Linked DNA regions of Homo sapiens: all the other regions are linked to region 2. Evidence: read pairs that join two places in POLR2A ChIA-PET (ENCODE). Cell type or tissue: PC-3. All regions are shown on one strand. Region 1 overlaps LOC124902770 (a long non-coding RNA gene). Region 2 holds the start of LOC105369529 (a long non-coding RNA gene). Region 3 has its middle 140 kb from the start of THY1.

Region 1 (4,000 bases), 550 kb after region 2:
CCTGATGCATTCAGCAAGTCACCATGTAATTGCCCAGTGGGTTCTTTCTGCCTGCTGCACAGACAAAACCCATTCACTGATACTGTGGTATTATAGTAAAGAATTTAATTAATGATAGGCCAGCCACATGGGAGAACTGGAGATTGCTCAAATCAATCTCCTTGAAGGCTTGGAGGTTAGAATTGTTCAAGGATAGTTTGGTGGGCAGGGAACTAAGGAATGGGTGCTGCTGATTGGCCAGGGATGCAATCACAGTGGGAAACTGTCCTCATCCACTGTGTCTGCCTCTGTTTGGGGTGAGGGCACAGGACTGGTTGAGTCGTGAATCATTAAGTCCAGGTGGGCTCAGTTGGTTGCCAGAATGCAGAAGTCTGAGATACATCTCAGAAGACTAATCTTAGATTCTGGGATCGGTAGTGGTGGTATCTGTAGGAGCAATGGGGAAGTCACAAAACTTGTGACCTCTAGCCACAACAATTCCTTAGCAATAAGAGATGATGGAAACTATGCCCTACATTTTTTTTTGTTTTTTTTTGAGACGGAGTCTCACTCTGTCACCCAGGCTGGAGTACAGTGGTGCAATCTCAGCTCACTGCAACCTCCACCTCCCAGGTTCAAGTGATTCTCCTGCCTCAGCCTCCCAAGTAGCTGGGACTACAGGCATGAGCCACCATGCCCGGCTAATTTTTTTTTTTTTTGTATTTTTAGTACAGACAGGGTTTCACCCCGCTGGCCAGGCTGGTCTCAAACTCCTTACCTCGTAAACTGCTGCCTCAGCCTCCCAAAGTGATGGGATTACAGGCATGAGCCAACGTGCCCGGCCCCGCCCTACATTTAAGCAGAATTCAGGCCCCTTCTATATTTGTAATCTTGTGGCCTTCCATTGGTCTTACAAAGGCAGTTTCAGCCCCCTAACAAGGAGGGGATCAGTTTTAGAGAGGGACTATTATCATCCTTTCTTCAAAGTTAAACTGTAAACTAAATTCCTCCCATGGTTAGCTTGGCCTATGCCCAGGAATGAGTGAGGACAGCCAGCCTGGGGGGCTAGAAGCAAGAGGGAGTCAGCCTTGCTAGACTTCTCTCACTGTCATAATCTTTGCAAAGGCAATTTTAAATATGCCCAAGACACCAGACTGCAGCAGAGAAAGAGGTTTAATTGTAGGGCCACCAAACAAGGAGACAGGAGGAAACCTCAAATCCGACTCTCTGAGGAGTTTGGGGATAGTGTCTTTAAGGGTTTTGGAGTGTGCCAAAGTGTGGAGATTGTTGATTGGTCAAAGAGTGCAGGTTGGAGCCATAAGACAGGCAGGTGAAGAAACTGTATTCTCATATTGATTCTGTTCTTCTCTGGGGGTCTTCAAACTGGTTGGCATAAGCTGTCTTACTGGAATTGGGGATCTGAAAGACATTGTAAGCAATTTTTAAATGAGAGCCCTGTGATTCTAATGTCAGAGATCCTATCTAGCTTAAACAAAAGTCTTGTGGTTCTAACATCAGAAATCCTATCTATAGGAACCATGGGGATGCAAACGGCCAGTATCTATCTAGTCCTACCATGACTGTTGGTTACAAGGAAGCTGGTCAAAGTGCGGCCTGATTAATGCTTAATCATAACCATATTTCTGTTCAGAATTCTTGTTAACCCTGTGAAGACAGCTTCAATGTCACAGAGCTGCCTGTAGGAATGAACGCCTTACACTTCAGACCTGGCCCTCTTCACCTGCCCTTTCCATGCTGCCAACAGGGCCTTCCAGTGGCAGCGGTGACCAGTCACTGGGAAAGCCCAGCTGAGTCAATGTTTGCTGGCTAACTGCAGAAGGAATGATGAACTGGTCCCCATGAATGGAGAGGTCCAACACAAAGCTATGCTAATTTTTCATAAGCTCTGCCTGCCGCCTTTTATATATCAACCTGAAATGTAATTATCTTTATGGCTGGTGGAGTAAATCACCAGTATGTGTCAAAGAGATTTGCTTCTGTGTTTTATTACGTAATATATTAGCTCTACAGTTTTAAGATGTCATTACTTGGCTAATCGCATGAAACGTTTTTGTGAGCAAACAGTGATGCTGGCGGGAGCTGGGGCCAGAGACGCATGGCTAAATCCTTCAGAGAAATGCTGAGAGGCCTCGGGGGATCACCTTGTCCAACCCCCTGCCTCCAGGCTTAGAGAGCTCTAGACAGGCAGGAGTTCTGCACTATCTGAGGGGCTTTGAGAGGTAGAAGACAAAGAACAGCCAACGATGAATGGGGGACATCTGGATGACCCAACAATTTTTTTCCTGAGTGTATCCAACAGAAATGCATGCTATGGCCACCAAAGGACATGCACAAGAGTGTTCATAGTGGCTTATTCCTAATAGCAAAAAACTAGAAACAACCGAAATATCGTCAACAACTGAATGGAGAAAATAATTATGGCATATTTCCTGTAGTCCCCGTTACTTGGGAGGCTGAGGCAGGAGGATCCCTTGAGCCCAGGAGTTCAGGCCACTGCATTCCAGCCTGGGCAACAGAATGAGACCCCATCTCAAAAAATAGAATTATGGCATATTTATACAATGGAATACTACATAGCAATCAAAAAAGAAAAACCATCAATAATTGATGAACTATTGACGCATGGGTGACCCTCACAGACTTGATGTCCCCCTCCCTCTTGGAGACACAGCAGCTGTTTTGGTGGATTAGGTCACCTGATTCACCCACTTACTGGGCTCTTCCGGAGCTCCTGGAATGTCCTCCTTCTCCAGTCCCAGAGGCGGATCTGAATTTCTCAGGGTGAATTCCCTACAACATCCTCTTTAGGTTTATTCTCTCCTTTCTCCTCCACTACCTCCTCTAAATCAGCATCTTCATCAACAAACTCATTTTGTTTTTGCACCTAACAGTGGTGTGTGTTCAAACTTTCTTCTCTGGCTGTGAGTCTGGTGGACAAAGGCAGCATGGTGTAATAGAAATAACACAGGCACTGCAATGAAACCCACCTGGCTTTGAATCCTAGCTCTACTGCTTTTTGTTCTGTCATCTTAGATCACTTAAACTCAGTCAGCCTCAATTTCCACACCTGCAAAATGGAATATCTTCTTTGCAGTGGGAAGTGAGAAAACATGAGTTTTGTTTGTTTGTTTTGTTTTGTTTTTGTTTTTGTTTTGAGACAGTCTCACTCTGTCGACAGGCTGGAGTGCAGTGGCACAATTTCGGCTCATTGTAGACTCCGCCTCCCAGATTCAAGCAATCCTCCCACCTCAGCCTCCTCAGTAGCTGGGACTACAGGCGCACGCCGCTATGCCCAGCTAATTTTTGTACTTTTAGTAGAGATGGGGTTTCACCATGTTGGCTAGGCTGGTCTTGAACTCCTAGCCTCAAGTGATCCACCTGCCTCAGCCTCCCAAAGTGCATGGATTACAGAGGTGAGCACTGCGCCCCGCCAACATGAGCATTTTACTTGGTGCCTAACATGTTTTCTTGCATTATTCATACGATTATTCAACAAACATTAACTGAACTTCTACACTGTGCCAAAGACCATACTAGGAGCTGGCACACAACATTGTCACGGTCTATATTTGTGTTTTTGCAGACTTGGTATCTGAGATCTGAGGGTTCACATTCTGACTTCTCTTTTGGGAGCCACCCTTCCGTCACTTGCAGCTCAGGTGGTTCACCCTCCACCCTACCTGCTAGTTCAGGATAGTGCATCCCCCTGGCCACAGAGATTGGTTCTGGGATAGGCTCATATTCCAGATTGTTTCCATGAGATTCAGCCCTGGAACTTTGGCTGACGCTACTGAGAAAGAGGTGATCCTTTTCCATCAAGCATGATGAGCTGGTCAAATGGAGCCCTAGATCTGCTGAGAGATTTTCTTGCCACCTCTCTAGGAGAGTGTGCCTAAGGATAAAGACAATGAAGAAAGCTGGGCGACAAAGAAGGAAAGGTCCTCCATAGCCTCATTTGAGCACCCAGATCCAGCCACACAAGGACTGAATTGGGTTTCTG
Region 2 (4,000 bases):
CACTCCCTACTGTTCACTCTGTGTCCGGACAGTGTACACACTTCATCTGGATCCCAATCTGACAGCGTACACTATCCTCACCACTGAACACCACCAACCCCTCACCTGACCACATCTGCTGTGCTCCTCACTTGCCAATGCCGGGCCCACCTGCCCACCATGCTGCACACACTGCTCCGAGCATGGTGTGAGTGAAAGCACCCAGCCTGGCCCCTGGTCCATGGAAGTTGCCCACACAATAGTGATGATGGGAACCATTGCTCAGACAGTGCTCACGCTGTGCCAAATGCTTTCTGGGGGCTTCACTCCCAATCCCAGGGCATCCCACAGCTTCCCTGGAAGGCAGGTCCTCTTCCTGCTCCCATGGACCAGACAGGGCTACTGAGGCACAGAGAAGCCAGGCAACTTTCAGAGGCACCTGCTGTCCTGTGCTCCTGGGGAGCCCCCTCTGAGCCCACCATTGCTCATTTCATGGAAGGGCTGCCCATCTCCTATTTGAGACAGGACTTTTACCAGCGCTGGGCCCTGGCCTATGGTGGGAGGGATTGTGTTTTGTTCTCTGCTTTCCTTTCCATCAGACCTTGTCCTCGGGGTGGTAAGGTGGGGTGAGGAACCCAGGTGCCAACTCCTCCATCACTGAGCTGGGTCAGGAGGTTGGGGGTCTCCAGCTGTTCCCTGACCTTGGACTTCACTCAGGAGTTCTCCAGGGATGAGAAAGGTGCTTCGGACAGACCCCCAGTCCACTCTCTTGGACTCTTCCTCACAGCTCAGATCTGCTTGCCAAATCCAGCCTCCTAAGAGGCCTTTGGGGCTGTGGGATCTGCCAGCCTGTGTTTCCTGGGCTCTTGGGCTCTGCATCGTCAGAGAGTGTGAGGGTCGAGTTTCTGCCATTACAGTGGGCCTGCTTTCTCTGTTTTCCACTCTCTCACCACCTTATTTAGTGGCTGCTGGCTTCTCTCCAGACTTTTTTCCAGAGATGGGGCCAAATCTCCATCCTCATCTCCTTAGGTCCTCTTTTCCATCTCTGGTGATGGTATTTTCCATGCTATGGCATTTCCGGCCGTTTGCTGGTGGGGCAAATGCTACTGAGAACAACTCTGAATCTCCCTGCCTGGAGAGTCCAGGAATGTGGTGGTGGGGGCGGGGAGGCCAGGGATTCAAGGACTCTCTGGGAAGCTCTGTGGCTCTTGCCCCATGCCTTCCCCACCCTCCGGGCACCTTTTCCAGGAAAGCCAGGGAAGCTCTATCTGCCATCGGATCCACTTCCCCGGGTGCCTGCAGGAGGTCCCCTGTTAGCACTTCCTTGGCCCGGTGGGGCGTTCAGAAGGTGTGCCGCATGGTGTTGCATGTGCCCAGGTGCTCATGACTCCTGGCTGATGGGACTCCCATTCCTAGAGGTTTGTGGCATCCTCACCTTGACTATTCTTTTGGGCTCCGCAAGGTGATGGCCAGAGAAAGGGGTGGGACTCTGCATTCAAAACCCAGTGGTAGTGGGGAGATCTGGAGCAATCCAAGGCTCTCTTGGATGCTTTGTTCTGTCAGGTGGAGATCATCCACCTATTGTCCATGCTAGAAGGGGCTTTGAGTGTCCTACAGGACAGCCCAGCAGAACAGAGGCTTGGCTGGATGGGATTGGCCTTAGCTTCATGCCTCTCCTTTTGTCTCTATTGTGGCTGCTTTTCAGAGAAGGGCATTTCCCCACATGAAAGGTGAGTATGGGAGTGAAAGCTAATGTCCCAGTGTGCTACTGATACAACCTCTTCCTAAACCACCCCAGACCCCAACAGTCTGTGTCCTCTTCCTGAGCAGGGGTCCCTACAACCTCTTCTTCCACTCTACACTGCCTTCCTCTCCAGCCTTCTCCTTCCCCAGAGCCCCTGGGTAAAAGTCTCCGTCTTGCCAAAACTGCAGAATGCCTTCCCTTTCCCATAAACAGGTTTTATAGCTGTGCCTGCCCAGACGGAGTCCACGCCGGCGGCAACCCTGGCTGCTGCTTGCAACACAGCCCTACGTCATGCCATAGAAACGCTGCACACTGTTACTGCCACGAGACACTCCCTGGGCTGGGCTGGGCTGAGCTGGGCTGGATCCCCTTCCTTTCTCTTCCCATTGTCCCCAGGTCCACTGAAAAGGGCAAGCACCCTGTAAATGAGTTTCCCTCCTGCTCTTGCTGGGTGGAGGAGATAGGCAGAGGTTTAGCCCTTAAAAAGACATGGCTAGGATATCCAGCCCTAGTGGCCTGAGAATACAGCAAGATGGTATTTAACTTACTGCTAGATCCTTGGCGACTGGCATGGTGCCTGGCATATCCGAGGTCCTGATGAATGTTTGCTGAATGAAGAGCTGAATAGATGAGTGATGAGCCCTGGCTGCGAGTGTGCCCCCTGAGTGGAGCCGCTCCCTGGTTCTCTGGTTCTCTTCCATCTCCTCCCCCTGACTTCTCCAATCCTGGCTCTTTCTCTGCAGACGGAGCTGTCATTGCAAAAGGAGCAGCTGCAGCTCAAGATCATTGAGATTGAGGATGAAGCTGAGAAGTGGCAGAAGGAGAAGGACCGCATCAAGGTGAGCAGCCCCCAAGCTCACCTTGCTGCTCCCTTACCCGACCTGGCCTGCCTGGAAAGACGCAGGCCTTGGCTCCCATTTGAGTCCCAGGCCCACGTAGACATCCCAATATGTTTCTTCTGGCTTCTCCCACCTCCTCTGACATTCTCACCAACTCCCCTTCTCAGTCTGAGCCAGGCACTCAGGTGGGATCCTGTCTGTGACCTAATGCCCATTTCATATTATCCCAGCAAGTAAAGACCCCAGACTTTCCTCCAGTGTGTCTTCCAATGTCCTCCAATGTCTGTTCTGCCCACAAGACTCCCCAGCCACCAAATACACACCATTTCTTCTCTACTTATGCCATTTTGGCTAAATGTATGTCTGCCATGGTTTGGGTAATTGCAAACCACAATCTGAAATCACTGCCTGCTTGACCCTGACTACATACACAGCCAGCATACACATTCATTTTCTGAATACACATTTCTACATATACATTCATTTTCTGAATAATGTTTGGTTCTGGTTAGGGTTTCAGGGAGCATATTGTGACCCATGGGAGAACTTTGGGGCCCACAGGGAATGATGGCTCATATCAACCCACCAAGAGGAAGGAGCCACAGGTAGATAAGAAGCGTGGACTGTGAACAAACCTGGCTATCTCTGTCAGTAGGTGGCATCCCTCAGTGATGCCTTTGAATGAGATTCTTGGCCAAATAGGCTTGCCAGGTTGGGGCAGTGGGAATGCCCTGATCCTGTGCTGGAAACCTAAAGACATACCCGACTAGGGTGATTTCTTTCCCTAACTAAAGCCCTGCCTAATCTCTTCCCTGACTCTGGACCTCCAGAGCTTCACCACCAATGAGAAGGCCATCCTGGAGCAGAACTTCCGGGACCTGGTGCGGGACCTGGAGAAGCAAAAGGAGGAAGTGAGGGCTGCGCTGGAGCAGCGGGAGCAGGATGCTGTGGACCAAGTGAAGGTGATCATGGATGCTCTGGATGAGAGAGCCAAGGTGCTGCATGAGGACAAGCAGACCCGGGAGCAGCTGCATAGCATCAGCGACTCTGTGTTGTTTCTGCAGGTAACAAGCCACTCCTCTGTCACTCAAGCCCTCGATTTCACAATCCACTTTTTGAGACCCCCCTCCAACATCCATCCATCCACCTATCCACTTATCCACCTATTCGTCTATCTGTTCATCCACCATCCAGCCATCCAACCATCCATCCATTCATCCATCTATCCAAGCGCCATTCTCTCTGTTTAATTTTTTAAATCCAATCCATTTCTTTACCTACTCTCAAGATGGCAAACAAATATCACCTTTTACCAACTTCAATTGATATGTGCTAGCAGTGCTCTGGGCTCAGTAGGAAAGAGTTGTGAGATCAGTGAATCGGGTAGAGGGGGAGTGGTGTAGGAGTGCTGCATATTTGTTATCTTGGATCTAGTCCG
Region 3 (4,000 bases), 570 kb after region 2:
TCTTCTGCTAGCTTTGGTGTTGGTTTTCCCTTGGTTCTCTAGTTCTTTTAGTTGTGATGTTAGATTGTTAAATTGAGATCTTTCTAACTTTTTGGTGTGGGCATTTAATGCTATAAATTTCCCTCTTAACACTGCCTTAGCTGTGTCCCAGAGATTCTAGTATGTTTTATCTTTGTTCTTATTAGCTTCAAATAATTTCTCAATTTCTGCCTTCATTTCGTTATTTACCCAAAAGTCATTCAGGAGCATATTATTCAATTGTCATATTATTGTATGGTTTTGAACAATTTTCTTAGAATTGATCTCTAATTTTATTGCACTGTGGTCTGTGAGAGTGGTTGTTATGATTTCAGTTCTTTTGCATTTACTGAAGAGTGTATTGTGTGTGATTGTGTGGTTAATTTTAGCATATATGCTATGTGGTGATGAGAAGAATGTATATTCTGTTGTTTTGGACTGGAGAGTTTTATAGATGTCTTTCAGGTCTATTTGATCCAGTGCTGAGTTCAGGTTCTGAATATCTTTGTTAATTTTCTGCCTTGATGATTTGTCTAATACTGTCAGTGGGGTGTTGAAGTCTTCCACTATTATTGTGTGAAAGTCTAAGTCTCTTTGAAGGTCTCTAAGAACATGCTTTATGAATCTGGGTGCTCCTGTGTTGGGTGCACATATATTTAGGATAGTTAGGTCTTCTTATTGAATTGAACCCTTTACAATTATGTAATGCCTTTCTTTGTATTTTTTTATCTTTGTTGGCTTAAAGTCTGTTTTGTCTAAAATTAGGATTGCAACCCCTGTTTTTTCCTGTTTTTCATTTGCTTGGTAGACTTTTCTCCATCCCTTTATTTTGAGCCTATTGCTGTCATCAAATGTGAGATGGGTCTCTTGAAGACAGCATACTAATCAGTCTTGGTTCTTTATCCAATTTGCCACTCTGTGCCTTTTAATTGGGGCATTTAGTCTGTTTACATTCAAGGTTAGTATTGATATGTGTGGATTAGATCCTGTCATCATGATGTTAGCTGGTTATTATGTAGACTTGTTTGCGTGGTCACATTATAGTGTCACTGGTCTGTGTACTTAAATGTGTTTTTGTAGAAGCTAGTAACGGTCTTTCCGTATTTAGTGATTCCTTGAGGAGCTCCTGTAAAGCAGGTCTGGTGGTAATGAATTCTCTCAGCATTTGTTTGTCTGAAAAGAATCTTATTTCTCCTTTCCTTATTAGGTTAGTTTGGCCAGATATGAAGTTTTGAGTTGGACTTTCTGTTTTTTAAGAATGTTGAGGCTGGGCATGGTGGCTCACACCTGTAATCCCAGCACCTTGGGAGGTCGAGGTGGGCAGATCACTTGAGCTCAGGAGTTCAAGACCAGCCTGGGCAACATGGCAAAACCCTGCCTCTACAAAAAGTACAAAAAATTAACTGGGCATGATGGTGTGTGCCTGTAATTCCAGCTACTCAGAAGCCTGATGTGGGAGGATGCCTTGAGCCCAGGAGTTTGAAGCTACAGTGATCCACTGACTCTGTTGAAATGAGAAAGAAGAAAGAGAAAGAAAGAAAGAAAGAAAGAAAGAAAGAAAGAAAGAAAGAAAGAAAGAAAGAAAGAAAGAAAGAGAAAGAAAGAAAGAAAGAAGGAAAGAAAAGGGAGGGGAGGGGAGGGGAAGGAAAAAGAGGAAGGGAGGAAGGGAGGGAGGGAGGGAGGATGGAAGGAAGGAAGGAAGTTAGGAAGGAAAGAAGGAAGAAAGGAAGGAAGAGAGGGAAAGAGAGAGAGAAAGAATGAGCTTCAAAGAAAAGCTGTAGTTGTTTTGGACTGTGCCCTCAGACTCCCCCACTGCAATGATCACCTTTGGGGTATTCATATTCACCCCCATGTGGGGGAAGGGTTCCCAAGAAGGAAAATTTGAAGGTGATTTCCCAGATTCAAGAGCTCAGCTGTTGGAACCTGCTGGGCCTCCCGGACATCTCCTCAGCTGCAAAGGCTCTTGAGTGTCCTGAGGTAGGTGGGGCTGGCTGGGGACTGCACAGAGGAAGAGCTCACCTGCCCTCCAGGCCCTGAGCCCCAGCCCCGCAGACCCACTAGCCTTCTGCGTCTGGTCTTCCGGTTTGTGTCAAAGGGCCACAGGTCCCAGCCATATTTGGCCCAAGTGCCAGCAGGACACTCTCCTTCAAATGTCACCAGGACTTCTTCCCAGGTGTAGTGGGAAAGAAAAGCTTTCCCTTCACCTTTGGAAGGTTCACTAAAAGATCAGCTCACAAAAGGCAGATTAATTGGAGAAAAGACATACAATGTTATTTGATCATAGTTTTATGTGACACAAGAGCCTTCAGAATGAAGACCCAGCCCCACGATGGGGTGCAGAAGCTTATCTACTGCCTTGAGGACGAGGGAAGGCTGGGCTGCATCAATGCAGATTCTCTGCAGATGCAAATCTCTCCCCAAAAGACAGCTTTGCAGATCCACTTCTGTTTGCTGGCCCTCTGACACCCAACTCGAAATATGTCTAAGAAAAATATCTTGATTTCTTTTCCAGGAGAGGGAGTGGGAAATTAGGGGAGGGCAGGGGCCAGGCTAGAAGAGGAGCTGTTCTTTCCTAGGATGAGGGATAGGGAGAGGAACTTCCCCAAGGTCCTCTGAATTAGGGGAAGCAAGGGAAGTCCCGTCCCCAACATGGGTGTCCCCAAGTTTCTGCCAGGGGGATATGCCTCAGCCTTTGCTAGCTCTGAGCCCCGTCCTGGCCTGCCCCAGGGCTCAGGGCAAGACCCAGGGCAGGTGCAGTGGTGACGGCCACAGGTCTCCCTCCTCGAGGGCCCACTCCAGCTGCTCCTCTCACCAGGCCTGTGTTGCAGGGAGGCCGCTCTGAAATGGTGCTGGGTTCTGAAGTTAATAAATGTTGACATTTAGCAAGTGGGAGCTGTAGGGGTGTTTTATTGGTGTTAACGTGATGTTTGCAGGATTAGCGACTCCCCAAATTGTTCTCTGGAATAGAGCAAGTGAAGGCAGAATGGATCTCCTCTCCCCCACCACTCAACTTAGGATTTGATTAAAAGCTCCTTCCCACTGGTAGAGACAGGATTGAATTAGTGGGCTCTTTTCCTGTGCCTGAGGTCTAGGAAGGGAGGCCTCAGGAAGGGGATGCTTGTTCTCTCTGCCCTGCTTCCTTGGCATCCCTTCCTGGGAGCCATGGGTGCCCAAGCATGATACCCCAAACTTCTGTCTGTACACCCTCGCCTCCCTCACACCTGAGTTCCAGAAGCTTCTTCAGAGAGGAAGGGTCTCAGGAGGCCTGGCTGGCTTACATTTCTCTGGCCTGACCACAAAGAAAGAACCCTGTGGAGACATGTGGGGGCTGCAGGAGCAGCAAGGGGCCTGTGAGGTTGTCCAGCTCTTGGCAACTCAAGGTTAGCAACTTGAGGGCTCTAAGCAGGCCCCAGGAAACTCAGCCACTCTCATGGGGCTTGCAGTTTTGGTGATGCTCTCCCTCATATTTAAAGACTTTCCAGCCAGGCCCTCCCCATGCCCCAGCCTGTCCCTTTCTGGTCAGGACAGCACCTCCTCAGACCCTGGCTTACCCCTTGGTGCTGCCCTTGTGTCTAGCTGTGTTCTCCCATTTGGGCTCACCAGGTGCCCAGGCTTATCCTTGGGCCCCTGGCTGAGTCTCCTCTGAGCATCACCCTCCGTCACCTCCATGCTGGGTCCTCTAGGGAGGACCATCCACAGCCTTTCCTGAAGGCCAAGCTCTAGGCCTGCTCAGGTCTGCCATGAGGAGCCCCATCCCCACCTTGGAGGGATGTCTGTGTGTGTGTGTGTGTGTGTGTGTGTGTGTGTGTGTGTGTGTGTGTGTGAATGTAGCCACAGGTGCGTGCACACGCATGATGATGCACGTACTTCAACATATGTATCAGCTCTCAGCTTTCTAGATACTGGAGACCAGTCCCAAGAGGGTCCAGAACCCAGTCCTGCTGTGCCTCAGTGCAGCCTGTGTCATGCCTCTGATGGCTAC

Evidence for each region. ChIA-PET counts read pairs that join two places held together with the same protein. Peaks named below come from ENCODE experiments on the same cell type or tissue, not always from the same donor. Only the 100,000 strongest peaks of a DNase experiment are listed, where the experiment ranks them.
Region 1: POLR2A ChIA-PET joins it to region 2 with 5 read pairs; 2 of 35 experiments call an interaction of 5 or more read pairs at or near these places.
Region 3: POLR2A ChIA-PET joins it to region 2 with 5 read pairs; 2 of 35 experiments call an interaction of 5 or more read pairs at or near these places.

What each region holds. Positions count from the first base shown.
Region 1 is chr11:119,576,691-119,580,690 of GRCh38, reverse strand. It overlaps LOC124902770 (a long non-coding RNA gene), which reads right to left. Exons shown (of 2, transcript XR_007062918.1): 1 at 3,681-4,000; 2 at 1,135-1,398. It overlaps LOC107984398 (a long non-coding RNA gene), which reads left to right. Exons shown (of 2, transcript XR_001748412.2): 2 at 1-1,967. Among named protein-coding and RNA genes, the nearest start is that of NECTIN1-AS1, 130 kb to the left of the region's middle. In PC-3, no CTCF peak of the experiment used is centred here; a DNase peak (open chromatin) is centred at 1,670; H3K27ac peaks cover 1,868 bases.
Region 2 is chr11:120,126,962-120,130,961 of GRCh38, reverse strand. It overlaps TRIM29 (tripartite motif containing 29), which reads left to right. Exons shown (of 9, transcript NM_012101.4): 2 at 2,467-2,562; 3 at 3,393-3,626. LOC105369529 (a long non-coding RNA gene) reads right to left here and starts at 2,468. Exons shown (of 3, transcript XR_948100.3): 1 at 2,272-2,468. In PC-3, no CTCF peak of the experiment used is centred here; DNase peaks (open chromatin) are centred at 1,991 and 2,281; H3K4me3 peaks cover 362 bases; H3K27ac peaks cover 1,838 bases.
Region 3 is chr11:119,559,231-119,563,230 of GRCh38, reverse strand. No RefSeq gene overlaps it. Among named protein-coding and RNA genes, the nearest start is that of THY1, 140 kb to the right of the region's middle. RefSeq lists enhancers at 2,285-2,785, 2,786-3,286. In PC-3, no CTCF peak of the experiment used is centred here; no DNase peak of the experiment used is centred here; H3K27me3 peaks cover 342 bases.